2 separate regions of the Mus musculus genome follow, and region 1 is linked to region 2. The links are chromatin loops, found by intact Hi-C in ENCODE. Cell type or tissue: gastrocnemius. All regions are shown on one strand. Links, peaks and the distances in the headings refer to the core of each region. The heading gives the core; the rest is flanking DNA.

Region 1 (5,385 bases), core at 111-5,110, 450 kb before region 2:
GCCTCTTCTCTAGCTGAGTGGTGAAGAGACATCTGCGGCATGGTGGAAACCATGAGCTGGGTGTCACGAGCTGGGTGTCACGGTACTTCTTAAAGGAACAATGCACAGTCAGTGCAAAGTAAAAGATGTCCGAATGCAAATGGTACCCAGAGACCCAACAGTTATTTCAAATTTGTTTTGATTCTTAATTTGTTTATACACACACATAACAATGTAAGCCCAAGTCACATGCGATTTTGCAGAATCTGCTTTTTACCTTATATAATTAAATTAATCTTTTGCTTGCTAGTGCACACTATATAGTTTTCAGATCTTTTTTTTTAATTATAATGAATCTTGTAGCAGAGAAAACATTTGTTTAGTTTGACTATCTTTCAGTCTGTTTATATAAGAAAAATGTCTAGCATAGACATACTTGGTCAAAGGAGGTAAATATTTTGTACTTTAGAGATATTGCTCAATGGCCTTCCCAAGGATGTCCCAGTTTGTACTGCATGTGTAGTGAATGGACCAATGATGCGTGGTCTTCCTGACACCTTACTGACTGTGGGAAGGCTCTGTGCTTTCACTGTCTTCTTCAACAGACAAAGGATGTCTTTTAGTCAGTGTTTGTAGGGTATCTAGTAGGATTGACTATTACCATATCCCCTACCTCCTATTTTCTTTTAATACAAAATTCTTCGTTGTGTTTCCTTATATTGAGGTTAGAGTATTGGAAAGTATTGTTCCTGCATTTGCTATCACTTCTTTGTTCCACTTGCAACTAATCATCTCATGTGCTGAGATTCTAACCTGCATCCATTAATGAAAAGACAGAGTCAAGAGGAGAGTCAATGTCACACACAAACTGGAATTGATGATAACTGGAAGGAGACATTTTGTCTTATCATTTTATATGAGTTTTTAAGTAATATAAATATTAACTCTTTGGGGAAAATATTTTCAGCAAATATGAATGACAATCTGTTGTTTTCCCTTTTTTACGAAATTATGCTATTTTTTGCTCTGCAGAGGCTTAAATTTTTTTTCCCATAAAATGATGGATTTGAAAGATACTGTGGTGGTATATTGGGCTTCAAGTTCTGCTTTATTTAGGTACCAAATCAGATCAGAGAGAACCAGAAGCCAAGAGACAGAGCTGTATGTGGGCCATGTACTAATGGTTCCACAGATGGAAATCTCTCCCACATTGGATAGGAAAGTGTCCACTGAGCCTGTCAAAGGTTATCTGTAATGAGCTCTTTTTCTAAGCTACTGGCTGGGTGGTCCATGCACAGTTATTGGATGGTCATTTTACTATTTTTTCCCACTCTGCCAAAGACTATAAAAAGGTCTATGACAGACCATTGTAAGACTGTTGGCCCTCCTAGAAGGACCACTGAAGATATGTGGCTAGGTCCAGTAAGGATGAGGTCAGTAGTAAGATACATTTTTAGTCATAGGAAAAATAACAGTTGCCAGAAATAGTGAAAGATAAGCAAGATGGTGGCTAAGCTGCTTAGACCACCCCGTTGGAAGTTTTTCAATGACCAGAGAATTCATTCTGCACCAGGAGGCCAATGTGACTATCTTGAAATGTCCCCTCATATCACCTAGCATGGCCTGCCTTATCATGCAACTGAGGCCTGTCCAGATGTTTCAGGGCATGGCGATGTCCCCTAGGTCTGACCTGGTGAAGTGAGAAGATCCAAAAAAACTACCTATTGGGGGTTCACACTAAAGAATGAGGAAGAGAAGCCTTTGCAGCCATGAAGAAAGAGAGCCCAGGAAAGTGGAGCCTGCAGACAGGATTCCCTAGAACGCGCAGTTGTACACCAGTCAGCAATGCAGACACAAAGTCTCTCAAAGCACCTCAGGCACTTGCTTTTATCATAACACTGGAGAACAGCTCAGACTCACGTCACATCAGAAACGACCTTGCCAGAGTGGTGACTGCTCTCTGATCTGCTTCTGGGGCAGGACAGAATTCTTGGTCCCAAGCAGTCCCTGTTTCATGTACTTCAAGGCCAGTGGCATTTGAACAGAAAGAGGGCAGTGGAGAAGAAAGAACTTTAGGTGAGTCTCTGTTTCTTATGGTCATGTTACTTGACATGGGTGATAGCTCTGCTGGGCTGGGCTCTGATCATGAGCATAGGGACCTTGTGTACAGAGAAAGCTAGCTGTCCATAGGTGATAGTTTGGTGACATTTTGTAACTTTGTTTTGTTGCTTTGAGCTTTCAGAAGGCTGAACTGGCTAAAACAAATCCAGGGCTGGCTGGGACATGGAAACCTGACACAGATACGGAGACAAGCTGGTCTCTGAGTCCCTGTGGTTAACTAGGGTATAGTGGTGATGACACTTCCTGGGCTCCCTGAAGGAACAAGAGCCACCTCCAGCAACTGCTGAGTCATAGACCAAATACAGCTTTGCCTTCACACTCTGATGAAAAAAAAGAAAAAAAAAGACGTTGTCTCTACCATTTGCTCATAATATGTAGTCATTATTTCAATTAGCACACTGCTTTATCATGGCCCCCTTTTCATAAGTATGTCAATCAAAGTTGGTGTTTTCTCTCATAGCTTTAGGTTCTGTATAATATAAGCCTCATCTGCTTAAGCTATTTCATGTCATGTACTTCTCATGTGACTTGCACTCAGGGGCTCTCGAACTACTTTCCACACTGATGGCTTGCCAGCTGTCCTACTATTAAAGCCAGTACCCTCCAACCTTTGGGTGGCAAACATCTCAAGGGCCTCTCGCATCATACCACGGGATGCTTGTAACCTCGGGGCTGTTTAATCCCAAATGTTGTCCTTTGCAAACTCTTCTCCTGTTACTAAGATGTCCCTTTCATCTTCTGACTTCCTGCTTCCTGCATTCCTGTTATTTATAGTAGCCCAGGAACAAGCCACTCCCAAATTTCTCAAGAGGATTTACAGTTGCTACTTGCAATTCCTCACCCAGCTTCTGCCTCCACCCCCTGCAGCCCGTGTTCTGCTTTAGCCCATCTGCTCTTTTCCCAGGAGTGAGTGGTGGCATTGTTCCTCAGTCCAAAAGCCTGTTTTTCAGTCCTTGGTATTTTAGCTAATTCATCTCTGTTGGTCCCCTTTAGTCTTGGTGTCCTGGCATCTGGACAGTGCCTTTTTTTTTTTCTTCTCCTTTTGTGAACTATTTTTTGGTTTTTCTTCCAAAATATGAGCAATTCTGAAGTCTGAGCTTCTTTCTAAATATCAGTTCAGGGTGACACAGAATGACAGCCGTGAGATCTCTTCTTTTTGGACAGCACCTACCGTCTTTACTTAGAGTCTCAAATCTTCAAGCTTTAGACTCATAAGCTCAATTTTTTTATTTTCCTGCTCTCCAGCATGACTGGCTCGACCCTCCAGACCACTTTGACTTGACTGTACCACCCCAGCACGAGCTCTCAGATAATTCTGAGTAGCTGTAATCCCTAGATGAGCAATCAAGAGACAGCATGAGAGGGGCTTATCAGGAGGAGACTGAGAAGCTTAGGTACGTCCCTTCCTCAACGATATATTAGTAATTAACAACATCACAGAGGTAGACGTTTCCATAAGCGAAAAGCCACCCATATACCCATACTTACAGTAGCACATGCTCCTGTAACCCAAATTAAACTCATTGGTTTGCCAAACTAGATTTGTGTGGAATCATTTCTTTGGTCTGTTATTGATACCCTTTCTAGGGGTGATGCCATATTTGTTCGATTCTCTTCAGGACCAATTTTGTTAAGATAATACCTGCCCCATCACTCTTATCAGGGTTTTACATATTTTTATTTCCCACTTTAACCACCATGGTGCACGCAGGTAACTATAATGATGGTTTACATAGACCGTGATTCTCTATGAACAGTAAGGACAGTAAGCCATTTCAAGATCTCTGGGGTCAGAGTGTGCAATTTAGAAAGCCCTATAGGTAGTTTGGGTATGTCACCAAGGGAAAATGTTTCTCTCTCTTTCTCCCTCTACCTTGAACATCATTCTCCTGAAGGCTTTGCGGTTAGATTTCCTTCTTTCCTGTAAGTTCTGATAGATTCACTTTGATTCTCAGTGAAGATCCAGCAACAACTTTCCCTTCTCCAGTACATTCAATTATTCTCTCTGTTACTGCGTAGAACTCTTAATTGCTTAGCTTGGCATCCCTGATATCATCCTTAGTATCACGGCCTTTTACTTCTTCCCTGCTTACTTTATGTTCTACTTACATAGTTTGCAGCCTAACTGTGGAATATCTCGGTAGACTGCAGGCTGTTGCATCTCTGCCTGAAACACACCATGCCTCTATTTGGAATGCTCCTTCCCTTCACCTCTACCTGTGAAATCCTACCTGAATGATAGGATCAGTTACAACAGAATCTTCTTGCTCCTGGTATTTCAAGGAACACCTTTTCTTTTGAACACCCACATTTATGTTGTGTTTGTTATTTCCCCCCTGGATAGAGTTTTCCCTTTCTGGACATCATTTCCAACTTTCAGGACCTTAATAAATCATACCTTGCCTGTTTGTAGTACAGATCACCATTTGTTTCATTCTGGAGTTATACTTTATTCCTGAATAAAGTATTTTAAAATCGTTTGCTGTGCTGAACCTAAGTCAATCAAATATTGGACTAGATGTTAAAAGCAAGTTTTTAAAACATTTGAATCAGAAATCAGTTTTTTGCTCATTGCTGTGCTGAAGAAGAGGAGACGGTTGGTTTTGGCTCCAATGGTTTGAGGCCCCAGTCCACAACAAGAAAGGGAGGAAGATACAGCAATGCAACAGGCTCCCTGGTCACATTGCACTCACAATCAGAAGTCAGAGGGCCATGAGTCCTGACATTTAGCAGGCTATCTCCTCCTGTTAAGTCCCAGATGGCAGCCCATGGAATAATGCTGCCTACATTTAGAGTGATTCTTCTTACCACAATCAACTCAACCTAGAAATTCCCTCAAGACCTTCAGAAGGGTTCTTCCTTACTTGAGTCTATATCCTGTCAAATTTACATCCAATATTAATCATTGCACTAAGCTACTCACTTGTCTAAATTTAGTGTCTAGCATGTTTTTATAAATAAGGTTTTTCTGGGGCATTCATTAGTTTATGTATTTGTCTATGTTCACTTTCCATATTGCAATGGTAGAATTGAATAGCGGCAACCGAGATTTTATGACCTACAAAGCCAGAAGTCTTTACTATGTACTTTCTGGTTCTGAATATTATTTTCCAACTCTTGGTTTAGAGCAATGACTATTAACTAACGTCATCTGAGAGAAGGGACAAATGGATGGGAAGGCGTGCTAAGGTAAGAAGCTGGGTGAAGATCTTTATTTCTATAGCAAGCCAGTTATTAATAAGAAGCTGTTATCCTCTTAAACATGCTCAACACAAGGACCTTTAT
Region 2 (5,385 bases), core at 254-5,253:
CCCATCCTGAGTCCTGTGTAAAACCACCACAGCACAGTCAACCTCACATTTTACAATTGCCTTCTTTATGCTGGTTTTGTTTCTTTTTGTGTTACAGTTGGCTCTCTTTGAGCTGATAAGCCATGTTAATTGTGCGAAGTGAAATCTGCCATTGGGATTACCATGAAAGACTTCTGATAGACACAGGTTTACACTTAATAAAAACCTCACAGAGTTCACTGCTCATGCTTTTCCAATTCATTAGCAAGTTAAGCAAGCCACCTGAGCTCACCTTCCAATCCCCTTGTTTCTTTCTTTCTTTTTTTTAAAAATTAGATATTTTCTTCATTTATATTTCAAATGCTATCCCAAAAGTCCCCTATACCCTCCCTCTGCCCTGCTCCCCAACCTACCCACTCCTGCTTCCTGACCCTGGCATTCCCCTGTACTGGGGCATATGATCTTCACAAGACCAAGGGCCTCTCCTCCTAATGATGGCTGACTAGGCCATCTTCTGCTACGTATGCATCTAGAGACACGAGCTCTGGGGGTACTGGTTAGTTCATACTGTTGTTCCTCCTATAGGGTTGCAGACCCCTTTAGTTCCTTGGTTACTTTCTCTAGCTCCTCTATTGGGGGCCCTGTATTCCATTCAATAGATGACTGTGAGCATCCACTTCTGTATTTGCCAGGCACTGGTATAGCCTTACAAGAAATAGTTATATCAGGGTCCTGTCAGCAAAATCTTGCTGGTATATGCAACGGTGTCTGCTGGAAAAAAACCCAGATGTCCCTTAACAGAGGAATGGATACAGAAAATGTGGTACATTTACACAATGGAGTACTACTCAGCTATTAAAAACAATAAATTTATGAAATTCTTAGGCAAATGGATGGATGGATCTGGAGGATATCATCCTGAGTGAGGTAACCCAATCACAAAAGAACTCACATGATTTGTACTCACTGATAAGTGGATATTAGCCCAGAAACTTAGAATACCCAAGATCCAATTTGCAAAACACATGAAACTCAAGAAGAGGGAAAACCAAAGTGTGGATACTTTGTTCCTCCTTAGAATGGGGAACAAAACACCCATGGAAGGAGTTACAGAGACAAAGTTTGGAGCTGTGTTGGAAGGAAGAACCATCCAGAGACTGATGCACCTGGGGATCCATCCCATAAACAGCCACCAAAACTCTGGTTTCTTTCTTTCTTTCTTTCTTTCTTTCTTTCTTTCTTTCTTTCTTTCTTTCTTTCTTTCTTTCTTTCTTTCTTTTAAGTTTTTCAAGACAGGGTTTCTCTGTATTGCCCTGACTGTCCTGGAACTTACTCTGTAGACCAGGCTGGCCTCGAACTCAGAAATCTGCCTGCCTCAGCCTCCCGAGTGCTGGGATTACAGGCATTCACCACTTCTGCCCGGTTTTGAATCCACGACATCCTCTGAAGGAAGACTCTGTTTACAGGACTGTTCTTCAAGGTGTTTTACCTCGAGTCCTAGATTCATGTTAGAAACATCCACTTCTGTTGTAATGGGGTGGCATATAAATAACAGTTCCACTCTCACTCTTCATCACTGATAGATCACATTAAAGGAGACAGATAGGACTCACAATCTAGCCCCTCTGCCTTCCCTTTCATTTCACTTATGGCATCATTTGCTGGAGAAATACTTGAAGCAGTCTGCTTGTGAGCAAAGCCACATGGCCTGATGCTTACCTCAGGTACAGTTTTCCAAGTGGGGCTTGGACTGAAGTCATCAATGTTTAGGTTACTACAGAAGAGGAAAACGGAAATTAGACACTTAAGGTTAACAATAGCAGAACAGGCCCAAAGCCATACAATTCTCATAGGGAGCCCTAAAAGCAGGCATGCATACATGTATGATCAGAAGGATGGGCACATGGAACATTGCCAGTTAGACATGACAAGGTTTACATTTCGTCAAAGTATTAAAAAACATATTACCCTCAATTAGTCAAAGAAAAAAAGTGTCGGTGTGAGTAGAAAGACTGGGAGAGCAATGCCAAAAATAGCTACGTATGGACTGCAAACAAGTGCTGGTGATTACGCACAGCTGGGAAGAGTTTAGAACTGTGTGATTAATATAGTTTGGGCTTTAGCTTCGAGCCCGGTTCCTCATTGTAAATGTGCCCCTCCCACATGTTTTGCAACACTTGCTGTAACTGTTTATTTTCTCCAGGTTTGAAAAGAAATCAGGCTGTAAACCAAGAGACAACTGAGTTCAATTGCCAGCGATGTGGCGTCACCTTATTGGTGCATTTAAGAACGATGGTTCACAAGTCATAAAATAACTCCTCCCTGGAAACACTTTGAATCAGATTCCTTCTACAAAGGTGCTTGAATTGCTGATGTTTACATAGTAGTTGATCAAGTACAGAGATCTCACAGGTTCCTGTTTGTTGAGTGCTTAAAAATATCTCCTGCGCCATCTAATGGAAACAATGCAAACTACAATCGGCTTTGGAAGACAAAAGCTTCAGGCTCTTCCACACAGATCAATGTAGAAGGGATGAAAGCTGGATCAAATAACAGTCTCTAAATGTAATGGCTTGGGGAATTGGCTGTTTTATAGTGAATTCAAACATGCCCAGAGTCTTATGATTTTACAAAGCAAATGAATTAAAACACAATATATCTATTCACAGCAGCGAACAATGGCTCTAAAAAACATTATTTGCCAAACAAAGAATTGGAATATTCCAGTCTTTATTTATTTATTTTTAAATACTAATTTATTGGCATGTTAATTTTGTGATTTTTGTCTCATCTATATTTTAAGTACAATGTCATTTAATTTTAAAGGTATTTCTCTTTTTCAAAAACTGAATTTGATGTTAGAATCTGCCCCTAGAATTTTAACTTCAGGAAATTTAAATGAAAGAGAAGCAATTTAAATTAACTGCTGTGGTAATGTTGGGGCTATTAACAAAGAGAATCACACTCCCTGTCTAGAGTCAATACAGGGAACTGTCTCCTGAGAATGTTCTACAAGGTCCAGAAGGCTATTTTCTTATGTCGACTTATACTTTTTAAACCGTTGTTCAGCATACGTCACCTTGGTCTAAGAGCTAAGTATAGTCATTACCACTTTTTACTAATCCAGAGAAACACAGCGAGCACCAGGAAATGTTAGTTCTAGAATCACTGCGTTACGGATACCACCTTAGTTATTTTTTTAGTTGCTAAGACAAAAACACATGACCAAAGCAACTTATAAAATAAAGTTTATTGGTCTTAATAGTTTCAAAGGTTGAGTCCATGACCATCCTGTCAGGGAGCATTACAGGCAGCAGGCAGGCAGGCAGCAGGCAGGCAGCATGGCAGGCAGTCATGGTGCTGAAGAAATAGCTAAGTTTAAGTGTTTTATTTATTTGGATTTTCCTTTTGTTGAAAATTAAAATTTTTTAATATAATATATCCTGATTATAGTTTTTCCTTTCTCTACGCCTACCAGTTCCTCCATACCTCCACATATACCTGGATCAACACTCTTTCTGTTTCTGATTAGAAACCAAATATGATTTAGAGATTATAAATAATATAATATAGTAAATATAAATTAAGATACAACAAAAACTAACACATAGGAGTAGAAGAAGAGCAAACAAATAAACAAACAAACAAGAAATGGAAAGAAAAGAGACCAAAAAAGGGGACAGGAATCTCATATACTTATATGCAAATAGAAGGCAGGAGAGAGAGAGAGAGAGAGAGAGAGAGAGAGAGAGAGAGAGAGAGAGAGAGAGAGAGAGGATGAATTAGAGATGGCCTGGGCTTTTGAAACCTCAAATCCCTCCCTAGAGGCACCCTTCCTCTAACAAGGTCACATCTCCAAATCCTTACCAAAGAGTCTCATCAATTAGGGACCAATTATTCATGTGTGTGTGTGTGTGTGTGTGTGCGTATGTGTGTGTGTGTGTGTGCTTGAGGAGGTGCTCTTATGCTTTAATATGTGTGCACAGGTTAGTTTTATCCTAATGATAATGGATCTATTTTCAATTGTTTCTAAACATTTAGCTCCTGGCCAGAAGGTGTTTCTCCATTAGGCTCAGAGAGACTTCAAAGATTTTATTCCTTAGTCTTGAGACAGTGGCTTTCTGATCCAAACACCTTGTAAATAGTACGTTTAGATGGCAGCCTGGTTTGTTGGCAGCTTGTAGATGAAAATATCCTATTGTAAGAACTCATGGTATTACCTTTTCCAGTGTACCCCAAGTCCCAAGCAGAGGGTTGGGCATATATTAAATATTCAGCAGAGGTAAGCGGTTTATCGTACCTTAAGAAGAGTCAGAATGTTCTCCTTTGTAGTTTATAAGGAACAGGTGGGGATTCCACAATGACACAGAAGCTAGGAAAGTCCTGTCTGTCTTCTCTATGTTTCCTATGATCCATAGGTACCTTGCTGGTATAGATGAAGAGGTATGCTTTATCCAGAAATGTGGAAGAAAGGAACGATGATAGGATGATTGGGGGCGGGGGTATTATAGCTAAAGGAACTAATTTAACCAATACTAATAACATTAATAACATATTTAACGTGTAAATATTGAAGTTCCTTAAAAGAAAGGAAATGCGTGCTTTCATTTATAACCCTTTGTTCTGCTTAATACTGTTATACTTGTAAAGGTTTCCAAGATGAGTTAACAATGAATAAATTAATAGGAGACCATTAATTTTAGTTTCGCTGAAAATGTTGGTTTTTGGATTTCAAGTAAACAGCACTAAAAGCAAACTCTGCTTTATTTGTTTTAAATGAATATTAGTCATCTTATGTAGCAGTTCGGTGACTCTGAACTACAATTGTAAAAAAGGGTACGGAAAGCAATGAGTTAATGCTTATCAAGCAAAATAGCTCTTTATGCTTGTGATGCCATTCTTGAGACATAATATTATGGGTAGGATACTCAAGTAGTGCTAAAATGGCTAGATAAAAATGTGAATATTTATTTTCTTTTTTTAATGGGCTATTTTATTTGTTTACATTTCAAATGTTGTCCCCTTTCCTGGTTTCCCCTCTACAAACCCCCTATCCCACTCCCTTTACCCTCCTTCTTTGAGGGTGCTCCTCCACACACCTACCCACTCCTGCTTCACCACCTTAGAATTCCTCTACACTGGGGCATGAAGCCTTCACAGGACCAAGGGCCTGCCCTCCCATTGATGGCAAGATAAGATCCCTTCAGCTCCTTCAGTCCTTCCCGTAACTCCTCCATTGGTGTCCCAGTGCTCAATCCAAAGGTTATCTGCATCTGTATTGGTCAGGATCTGGCAGAGCCTCTCAGGAGACAGCTGTATCAGGCTCTTGTCAGCAAGCATTTCTTGACATCCACAATAGGGTCTGCATGTGGGATGTATCCCCAGATGGGGCAGTCTATGGATGGC

Evidence for each region. A loop is a pair of places that touch in the nucleus more often than their neighbours do. Peaks named below come from ENCODE experiments on the same cell type or tissue, not always from the same donor. Only the 100,000 strongest peaks of a DNase experiment are listed, where the experiment ranks them.
Region 1: it touches region 2 in a loop (2.7-fold over the local background); 2 of 42 quality-filtered maps call a loop at or near these places.

Annotation. Positions count from the first base shown.
Region 1 is chr2:48,453,783-48,459,167 of GRCm38, reverse strand. Gm13481 (predicted gene 13481) reads left to right here and starts at 1,903. Exons shown (of 6, transcript NR_166463.1): 1 at 1,903-2,055. In gastrocnemius, for the core only: a CTCF peak has its summit at 2,984; DNase peaks (open chromatin) are centred at 2,716 and 2,963; H3K4me3 peaks cover 758 bases; H3K27ac peaks cover 2,569 bases.
Region 2 is chr2:47,999,027-48,004,411 of GRCm38, reverse strand. No RefSeq gene overlaps it. Among named protein-coding and RNA genes, the nearest start is that of Gm52576, 170 kb to the right of the region's middle. In gastrocnemius, for the core only: a CTCF peak has its summit at 2,444 (motif pointing left); a DNase peak (open chromatin) is centred at 2,439; H3K4me3 peaks cover 359 bases; H3K27ac peaks cover 352 bases.